2 separate regions of the Homo sapiens genome follow, and region 2 is linked to region 1. Evidence: chromatin contacts called from ENCODE Hi-C or POLR2A ChIA-PET data. All regions are on one chromosome and are shown on one strand. Each heading gives the region's core, a stretch centred on a gene start or an enhancer-like site at or near the end of the contact. The rest is flanking DNA. Distances are from core to core; before and after follow the strand shown.

Region 1 (5,028 bases), core at 1,162-3,661:
TGGTTACCTTCTTGGTCTTAGAGGGAGGAGAAGAAGGAACAATGGTTCCTTCTGGTGGGTCTGGATCTTAGGCAGATAAAGCTTTTGAGAGAGACAATGGGGTGGAGAAGGTCAGAGAGACCTTGAAGCTTCTTCAGTTCAGTATGTCAGACCACCATATTTTAGGGTATTGGGTTTCTGAGCCCCAACGGTAACATTAAGAGAAGGAAAAACGTCAAAAAAATAATTGTTGTAAAACAAACAAAAAATTAAAAAAAAAAAAAGACCGTTAAAAGAGAATGTAGCATAGAGCAAGAGGCATGTTTGGAAAAAGTGATCACCTTTTAGGAAGTTGCCAGTTGGTGGGATCCTACCTAAGCAAGCATTCCCGGGTGTGAGACCATCACTTTGCCTTTGAGATGCCAGGGGTTAAAATGGCATCTCAAAGAAAAATGTATCAAGTGTGATACATGAACGCAAAAAATGTAGAAAATGTAAGGCATTGTTCTTACATTTTCCCCCCTACCTTTGTACACCATCAGATTGGTACTTTTCATGGTAATAAATTCGTGGTTGAGAGTGGGCATGGAGTGGCCAGAGAAAGGCTGTCTCAGTCGCATTTTAGAACCAGCATGTTCTTTGATTTTTAAATTTTTTTTTATTTTTCAGGCTATGCTTCAAATTTTCTTCCTAGAATTTTTTTTTTCTCTGTGCAAGTTATCTTTAAATAATAAAATCTCTTTCCCTCCTAGTATGCAATGCTCGTAATGACTTCAATGAAACATTTAGGTCCTCTGGAGCCCAGGACTGTTTTGTGATTCACATCATTACAAAATATGTCCCATTAAGATGATGCACAAGCTGAACGGGAGTTAATGAACCTGCATTCTTGCAGGATAATTCAAACTTTAAGGGTGATATTAACTTAAATAAAATAAGAAAGGGAAGAAAAATCAGGTTCATTGTACACCAGAGATCATGATCTTTATCCTCTCAGTTCATAAAAGCTTATCCGTTGCTCAGTTACTCTCATACCATTATTAGCGTGGTTGTAGAGCACATATATGTATATAATTAAGTGCCCCTCTGTGGCCATTAAAGGGCTGCCTGCGTTTCCGCAGGGAGCACACGTGGAAGTTGATTCACAAGCTTATAAGAGTGTGTCAGTACCTTTCACCTTTATGACATGCTGCATGGAAATATGTGGCATCTGCCACTTATGATCCAAAGCAACAGTGGGGAAAGTATGGCCCATGGCCAAATCTGGCCCACCACCTGTTTTGTAAATAAAGTTTTATTGGAACACAGCCACACCCATGTATGTACATATTGTCTATGGCTATTTTAGTCCTGCCACAGCAGAACTGAATAATTGCAATGGAGATTGTAAATGGCCCACAAAGCCTGCAATATTTACTATCTGGCTTTTTAAAGAAAAGTTTTTGCTGGGTGTGATGGCTCATGCCTATAATCCCAGCACTTTGGGAGGCCAAGGTGGTGGGATCTCTTGGGTGCAAGGCCAGCCTGGACAACATAGTGAGACCTCATCTCTACTAAAAAATAAAAATAATTAGCCAGGCATGGTGGTGCCGGCCTGTGGTCTCAGCTGCTCAGGAGGCTGAGATGGGAGGATCCCTTGAGCCAGAGAGGTTGAGGCTGCAATGAGCTGTGATTGTGCCACTGCACTCTAGCATGGGCCGCAGAGTGAGACTCGTCTCAAACAAACAAACAAACAAAAAACAAAATGGCCAGGGATGGTGGCTCATGCCTATAACTCCACCACTTTGGGAGGCCAAGGCAGGAGGATCACTTGAGGTCAGGAGTTCAAGATCAGCCTGGCCAACATGGCAAAACCCTATCTCTACTAAAAATACAAAAATTAGCCAGGGATGGTGGTGCATGTCTGTAATCCCAGCTACTAGGGAGGCTGAGGTGCAAGAATTGCACCCGGGGGGCAGAGGTTGCAGTGAGACGAGATCACGCCACTGCACTCCAGCCTGGGTGAGAGAGAGAGACTTCGTCTCAAAAAAACAAACAAAAAAAAGACATGGTTTCACCATCTATTTGGTCTAAAGGCAAACCTTTGCTCTATACCTGTTGACCAAATACATGATTGTAAAATGAGTAAAAGCTGTATTAAATTAGGGAAATATGTAGTTCAGAACACAATATTTATATTGCCTATGATATCAAGGTTCTAGGAGTCACTTGACCTACTGAGGAATATTAGTCTTTTTTTAAAAGCCTACACTTGGTATTTTAAGCTCTTCTTTCGTTGTCAAGAAATTAAATAAATAAATAAAAACAATAGCCACGAGTTTTTGTGAACCCTCCTGAAACACAATGTCTCGTGTTCCCCTTCTGGCTCTGTGGCAGCTGTTAACTATCAAATACTATTTCTAGAACTGTGCTGACATCAGTCGATGATGATACACAAAGCTGTTTGGCATGACACACACTGTGCAAGTTGAGGCTGTTAAAATGAAACAGCTCTGTTAAAATTAACTCTATTCACATCGCAGGGAAAATATCTAAGTTTGCCAAATCAATTCCTTCCTATATCAGTGGGGAAGAACCATTTTCCAACCTCTAAAAAGGTGATTCAGACACAGGAGAGCAAAAAAACCTCCAAAATTAAAATGATAAAACAAAAATTTGCTTGACAGCAAAAGTACTTCCAAATGGATGAAATTGAATCCAAAATTGTGCCTGCAACAAATTTAACTGACAAGAAAGTCTGCATAATGGACTTGGTTTTATTATTAATGCTAATATGGGTACATTTTTGTTCTATTGTGCTGATAGCAAGAAGATAAATGCCCACCGAAGGCACTAAAATATCTCCACTCGGTTGAAATACTGATTATAGTTAGAATGCAAACACTTATTCTTCGCTTGTGAGAAAGAACCATTTTTTTTAAAAAAAAGAAAGTGTTACTATAGAGGCCATTTCAGAATCAGGTAGAGCTTTGAAATAGAATTTCTTAAAATAATGTCATGCAACACTTAATGAAGAGTTTCTTTGTAAAATTTTAAATTATGTAGATATAACTTTATCAAAATGATAAATATATTCATTGCATGATTTCTAATTAGCACTTCTTTAAAATTAATAATTAGCCTTACAGAGTCCTTATAATCAGGGGTTGAAGTTTACATTCAGGAAAACTAAGTCTAATGGTATAAATGATTTTTTTTTTACCAGCTCACCTCCCCCTGAAAATCGGTGCTTCAGACTCTCTCCTTCCCTGAACCCCAAGTCACAGGGGCAGCCAAACAGGGATTGAGAGTCATGAGGATTGTGCCCAGGAGTATCTGGCCAAGGGTGGAAGCTCCACAGTTGTTTGCAGTCAGGAGGGCCAAGGGTCTGGAAGCCAGGGAGTTCAGGCCAAAGCCACGGTGGTGTGTCAAGCCAGTAAATCAGTTAATCTGAGAAGCAGCAATTGGGTTTTGGAGATCAAGACTAGTATAAGGTCAGAAACTCCAGGAGGTTAGTAACAGCAAGGAAATAGAATGTAGGCATGTCAGCCCTGAAGGCAATTTCTATTTGTGCTTGCTTTTAGGGGACCTATTTATGTTCCCCGTGGCAGCATGCAGGGTACGGGTTACAGCTGCTTTAAGAGTGAAACTACTGTAGATAAACCTTGAGCCTAGCTGAAGCTAGCCTTCAATTACAAGAATGCTGTTGGACAGACCTCGGTCATGTAGAGATTATTTGAATGGCAATTACCCCTGTACTCTAAGCCTGTACTAATCATTCTAAATTCTCCCACTACTTGCCTTCCCCGTTGATTCATTTAGTTAACCTTTCTCTACTTTCTAGATCACTGATGCCTACGGTAGGCAGAATGTTAGATGGCCCCCAAGATTCCCTGCCCCACTGGTGGATATACCCCCTCCCCTTGAGTGTAGCAGGATCAGAGAATGTGGTGAGATGTCACTCCCTTGACTAGGCTACTCATCAGTTGACTTGGAGTTAATCAAAAAGGAGCTCTATCCTGGGTGGGCCTGATCGAATCAGGCAAGCCCTTTAAAAGAAACTGAAGGTCAGAGAATATATGCTGCTGGCCTCTGGAAGAAAGAAGCAAGCTTTGATGTTGTGAGAAGAGGAGGTCACATGGTAAGGACCTGAGCATGGTCTCTGGGAGCATTAAGCTGTCCCTTGGTCACAAAGATGCAAGGAAATGAATTCTGCCAACAACTACTGAGCTTGGAAGATGACCCCGAGCCTCAGAGGAGATCCCAGTTCACACCTTGATTTCAGCCTGGTGAGACCCTGAGTAGAGGGCCTCGCTAATCCGTACCCAGATTCCTGACCTATGGAAACTACGAGATAATACATTTATGTTGCTTTAAGCTGCTAACTTTGTAGTAATTCATGCTGCAGCAATAAGAAACGAATGCCCTCTCCAATAAAACTTTCTGTGATACTGAAAATGTTCTATATTTGCTTTGCCAATATAGTGGCCACTAGCCACATGGGGCTACTGAGCATTTGAAATGAGTCTAGTGTAAGTGAGGAACTGAATTTTTTATCTTATTTAATTTTAATTGCCGGGCACGGTGGCTCACACTTGTAATCCCAGCACTTTGGGAGGCCAAGGCGGGTGGATCACCTGAGGTCAGGAGTTCAAGACCAGCCTGGCCAATATGGTGAAACCCTATCTCTACTAAAAATACAAAAATTAGCCAGGCGTGGTGGTGGGTGCCTATAATCCCAGCTACGCAGGAGGCTGAGCCAGGAGAATCACTTGAACCTGGTAGGCGGAGGTTGCAGTGAGCTGAGATGATGCCACTACACTCCAGCCTGGGCAACAGAGTGAGACTCCGTCTCAAAAATAATAATAATAATAATTTTAGCTAATTTAAGCTTGGGTAGCCATAGCGCCTAGTGGCTAACCTACTGGACAGCACAGTTCTTTTTTTTTTTTTTTTTTTTTTTTTGAGACAAAGTCTTGCTCTGTCGCCCAGGCTGGAGTACAGTGGCGTGATCTTGGCTCACTGCAATCTCTGCCTCCCGGGTTTAAGCGATTCTCTTGCCTCAGCCTC
Region 2 (5,028 bases), core at 761-3,260, 42 kb before region 1:
CAGCAGCCATGTGAAGAAGGATGTCTTTGCTTCCCCTTCCACCATGATTGTAAGTTTCCTGAGGCTTCCCCAGCCATGCTGAACTGTGAGTCAATTAAACCTCTTCATAAATTACCCAGTCTCAGGTTAGCACCATGAGAAGGAACTAATACAGATGATGAATATGTTATTGTCTTAGGACCAGCTGCAGCAGCAAGGGCTATCTATGGTCTGTCTTTTTTGAATAAGCTGTGACATGATGAAGTGAAACTGACGTGAGAAGCATGTTGATATCGTTTGGATTTGTGTCCACACCCAAATCCCATGTGGATTTGTAATCCCCAGTGTTGGAGGTGGGGGCCTGGTGGGAGGTAACTGGATTATGGGAATAGATTTCCCCTTTGGTGCTGTTCTCATGAGTGAGTTATGGCAAGATCTGGTTGCTTAAAAGTGTGTAGCATCTCCCCTTCTCTTCCTTGGTCCTGCCCTGGCCATGTAGGATGTACCTGCTTCTCTTTCACTTCCCACCATGATTGAAGGTTTCTTGAGATCTCCCCAGAAGCTAAGCAGAGGCCACCATACTTCCTGTACAGCCTGCAGAGCCATGAGCCAATTAAACCTCTTTTCTCTGTAAATTTTGCAGCCTCAGGTATTTCTTTATAGCAGCCTGAGAACGAACTAATGCACATGTGGATCTAAGTGGTGCAGGGGGTGGACTGTCATGGGTGTTGTTGGTGCTCTGCCCAGATCCCTTCATATCCCCCTTTCCAGTTCATTGCCCCTAGCCCCAGCTTCTAAGTGGTTTACTCCTAAAGGTTCATACCCCTTCCTTCAGAGAACTTCCTTCCCTTAATCTATAGGAGCCACTTCACTGCAGAAGAGGTATTAAGCACCTAGACTCACTTAACGCGTCTAAATTAAGTGCCTAGACTCACCCAGACTCACCTCAGAACCAGAAGTGCTAGGTATTTTTGTCCCCCCACCCTTTCCAGGAAAGACTATAGCCAGTGACTAATTGGTGCAGGGTTATGAAAACCCCAGCTCCCTTGCCTCAAGTTGGGATAAATTCTAATTTATGCTCCAGAACTAGCTGGGGATCTTGCTGGGGCTGGAACTTCACCTTAAATTGCTCCCTTGCTTGGCTGCTTCTTTCCTATTCTGCTTCCCTTTCTAGTTTCTCCTGGAAGCTCTTCCTTAATAAATTGCTTGCACGCAAATCCTTGGCAACCCAAGACAGTTCCCTAGTAGAAAATACACTCTCGAGCTTCAAGTCAGTGACAAGGAAATAAAGAAAAAAAAAAAAAAAAAAAAACACTTAGTGAACAGCTATGGTTTACAAGAAAAAAAAAAAAAAATGTTAAAGCCCAGAATGGAGTACCTACCATGAGTCAATTGTCTTTGGTTTGGATTTTCATTTCCTAAGAATTTGATGATCATAAGTGGTTATTCTGGTAGTACATTACAGAGTGGGACATCTGTAAATTATCAATGATACATCAACATAAACCGTATGCCCCAGATTTTTTGGACAACCTTGATTTCAAGTTTTTAATCCCCTTGTCAGACCATGTTCCAGACAGTGTGTCCTGGCTGGTGTGGGTGTTTGGACAGCAAAGGGGGATGCTGGGCTAGCCAAGAGGCAGCTGAGAGGACGAACTTGAGCATTATAAAAAGGCAGACACTTGAAGTTAATAAGCACAACTGGACTTCAAGTCCTGGCTCCACCCCAACCAGCTGTAGGCCACATTTTATTCCTGTTAAAATGAAGTTCCCAGCTCCCACCTCACAGGATTGAAAATGAGGTGATGTATACAAAACGCTTAGCATTGCTCCTGGATTTCGTGAAGTTCAAGAGATGGTTCCTTTGGAGGGGAAGAAGAGTGGGTGAAGAACCCTCCAGTGGAGTTTGGGGACTTCATTGTCCTAATAGAGCCGGCAGGGGATGGGGGACCAGAGGTCGAGAGCCCACGTTGAAGCGTTGCATTCATCTAAATTTGCTGAGCGCCGTCTCCCTCCCAGGGCGCGGGACTCAATACTTGTACGCCAAGGGGGAAAAGGCCGTCAACTCGACCTGGAAGGGACGGCGCAACGCAGAATGAGCCGCGAGGCCCCGGGCCACCACGTGGCTTCCCGATGGCCTCCCCCGACCCTCCCCCACTCCGGCCCCGCAGGGGAAGTAGGTGAAGGGTGGAAGCCGAGAGACCGCGCCGCGGAGGCGGCCCGCCGCCGGTTTCCTAGCAACGCCCGCCCCGCCCCGCCCCGCTGGCGCGCCGGCGCCGGGAAGCGGGGGGGGGGCGGACCGCCGTTGCCATGGCAGCGCGGCGGCCGCGCCCGACGCCGCCGGCGCCTGCGGGAAACGCGGGCCAGGGGCCCAGAGTGGGCTGCCAGGTGGCGTCCCTGCCTAGCTCCCACTCCGGGATGGACCAGACCTCGCGCCCGGGGGTGTCAGTGGAGAAACCGAGTCGCCCCGAAAGGTGGCAGGGCCGCAAGGCCGGTCGGCCCCACTCACTCCCCCGCCGACTGGGGCGACTGAGAGCTTGGAGACTTTCCAGTTTGTCTGGTGGGGTCTGAGTTGGTCTTCGGGGCCGGAGTAGGCCAAGGGAATTTTTTTGATTTTGGAATCTCTTCGGACCTTTTTTCCACACCTAGTCAAGACTGCACGCGTGTGCACACACGCATACGCACGTCTGCAGCCTGATGTCCCATCCTTTTACCCTAGGTGTTGTCACCTGAAGGTTCTTTAATCTCGGAAAGAGAATATGCAAAAGATAGCAGCTGCCAAAAGCTGCCTTTTAAAACGACTTTGAAAATCAGTGTTATTTCCCGAGGGCCATTTAAACGGAAAACCTCCGTGCCTGGAAGGGTGTTCTAGATTCTGGACTCAAATTTGCATTATTCTAAATCACTTTTTGCAGTGAGCTGCGATTGGAGAATTCAGTTGTGGAGTATTAAATTTAACCGTACACCCATTTAGCTAGTGTAATGATCGCTTGGCCAAAAGACCCACTCACAAAGACAAAGCCACACGCTTCTCAGTCGTTCTCTGGCTTGAGTGTTTTTAATAGAGGCGGAGTCAGTCACATGTTTGTGAGTTTAATCAAATTGACAAGGGCTCTGAGCGAGAAAAGCTTACTGTCTAATTCGAAGGCAACATTAGGTACATAGAGATGCATTCTCTTTGGACTTATTTGAATCAGAGCTTTTCAAATGGAATCCTCTCCTGCACATATTTTTCTCGATCTGCTGCAACTGGAAAATTTAAATCAAAATCTTATTTCTTATATTCATTTTGATGGTAAATGTGCTGGTAAATGTGTCTGCGCTGAGATTCTGCATTTTCTTGATCAACAAGGAAATGCGCAGCAATCACTGTGAATTGAGCACCTTGCTGATTGAGCAACACTTAAACCTAGAGGCATGAACGACCATAATCTTGGGATGAGAATCCCCTGTAGTATATTTCAAAAGCATATTCACAGCTAACCTTTTTCCACTCCAAAGGATCATTCACTTGGAACTTTTTTATTCTTCATCTTGCCAGACTATTTAATTTCTTCTAAAACCACTTTGACACACTTTTTAGTTTGAAAACGTGATTGTGTTTGGACAAGTGATCATATAAAATTAATTTATACACACACACACACACACACACACATATACACAATGTCCTCTTAATCTTAGATCATTTTTTCCCAGTATCAAAACAGAACCTTTAATTTGCATGGTGGAGGGTAGAAGATAAATTCAGAAAGCTAAACCAAAAGTCTGAACAGAATAGTTTTATGTTTAGCACTATGGAGGGAAAAAAACGATGAAACTGTGTATACCTAATGACTTTGTGTGCAAAGGGCAAATCATTAAATTAATTTGCTGTACATTTGGTAGTTAAAATGTACCAAATGTATGGGCCCAATGGCTCATACCTGTAATCTCAGCGTTTTGGGAGGCTGACGCAGGCAGACTGCTTGAGCCAAGGGGTTCGAGAGCAGCCTAGACAACATGGTGAAACCCCGTCTCTACAAAAAATACAAAAATTAGCCGGGTATGGTGGCATATGCCTGTAGTCCCAGCTACTTGGGAGGCTGAGGTGGGAGAATCAGTTGAGCCCAGGAAGTTGAGGCTGTAGTGAGCTGTGATTGTCCCACTAGACTTCAACCTGGGCAACAGAGCAAGACCCTGTCTGAAAAAAAATTGTTTAATGTTATAATAGCAACAAAAATAAAAGTGAATTTTACAATAAAATAAGGGCATTTGCATACATGAATTTTTATTTGGAAACTTTCATAGCCCCTCTGATTATTCATTCATTATCCTAAAGTTCTTTCCACAGAGGTTATTATCAGACTGAGCCCAGAACAACTTGGCCACAGAATATTGGTAAGGGTCCATAAGTGTCTGCAGATAGAATTGCCCAGATCAGCTGTTTAACTGGTTGGTCTCTCTAGACAGAGGTTTAGTTACACACATGAGTTAGCCCAACCTTCACTCCCTATACTTCATTGACCACTTGGCAGTGTTAAATAGACACCAGAGAAGCCCATATGATTTATGCATGCCCTACTTTATTAATAATATTGGAATGTTGACAACCTCACTAGATTTTCCACATAATTTCCTAACGTGGAAATGATCTCCATACAGCCGTTCCAGTTAGTTGCCAGGATCACAAAGTTTCTGCCTTATCATTTATGGTTATTGTTACCTCGGGAACCTAATATTTATCAAACACGAGATCCATTTTGCATGCTCACCTTTTCCTCTTTTTCAAATAATCAGTGACCTTAAGCTTTAAGCATCTTATCGTTATTACAGACTACCAGCCTCTTATCTAATCCTGCATTAAACTCGATTTACTGCTTTATCTATACCACTTTAATCTTTTAGAAGCTTATCATAATATGGACTCTTTAATGAAATATTTTTATAATAAGAATAAACTAACCTTTCTCTATTTTCCCAGATCTCTCTACTTTTGCTCATTTACCTATATGCCTTTATCCTTCTTTAAATATTTATGTTTCCCAGTTTCATTCCTTATATACAATG

The links. A loop is a pair of places that touch in the nucleus more often than their neighbours do. ChIA-PET counts read pairs that join two places held with the same protein, here RNA polymerase II (POLR2A). Pooled maps may share reads with other maps.
Region 2: a map of gastrocnemius medialis shows a loop between it and region 1 (2.2-fold over the local background). The contact joins two enhancer-like sites. A Hi-C loop is called at or near these places in 1 of 168 maps with a recorded cell type or tissue (gastrocnemius medialis) and 6 of 50 pooled maps. POLR2A ChIA-PET finds 5 or more read pairs at or near these places in 4 of 52 experiments (AG04450, T-cell, activated CD4-positive, alpha-beta T cell and 1 more).

What each region holds. Positions count from the first base shown.
Region 1 is chr14:89,657,779-89,662,806 of GRCh38, reverse strand. No RefSeq gene overlaps it. Among named protein-coding and RNA genes, the nearest start is that of FOXN3-AS2, 84 kb to the right of the region's middle. RefSeq lists an enhancer at 3,488-3,597. Within about 2 kb of position 2,411, at least 4 of the 41 ENCODE cell types and tissues checked have a DNase peak (open chromatin) inside an H3K27ac peak, as active enhancers do; they include gastrocnemius medialis, where a contact is called at or near this core.
Region 2 is chr14:89,698,918-89,703,945 of GRCh38, reverse strand. No RefSeq gene overlaps it. Among named protein-coding and RNA genes, the nearest start is that of FOXN3-AS2, 130 kb to the right of the region's middle. RefSeq lists a silencer at 2,222-2,281. Within about 2 kb of position 2,010, at least 26 of the 41 ENCODE cell types and tissues checked have a DNase peak (open chromatin) inside an H3K27ac peak, as active enhancers do; they include gastrocnemius medialis, where a contact is called at or near this core.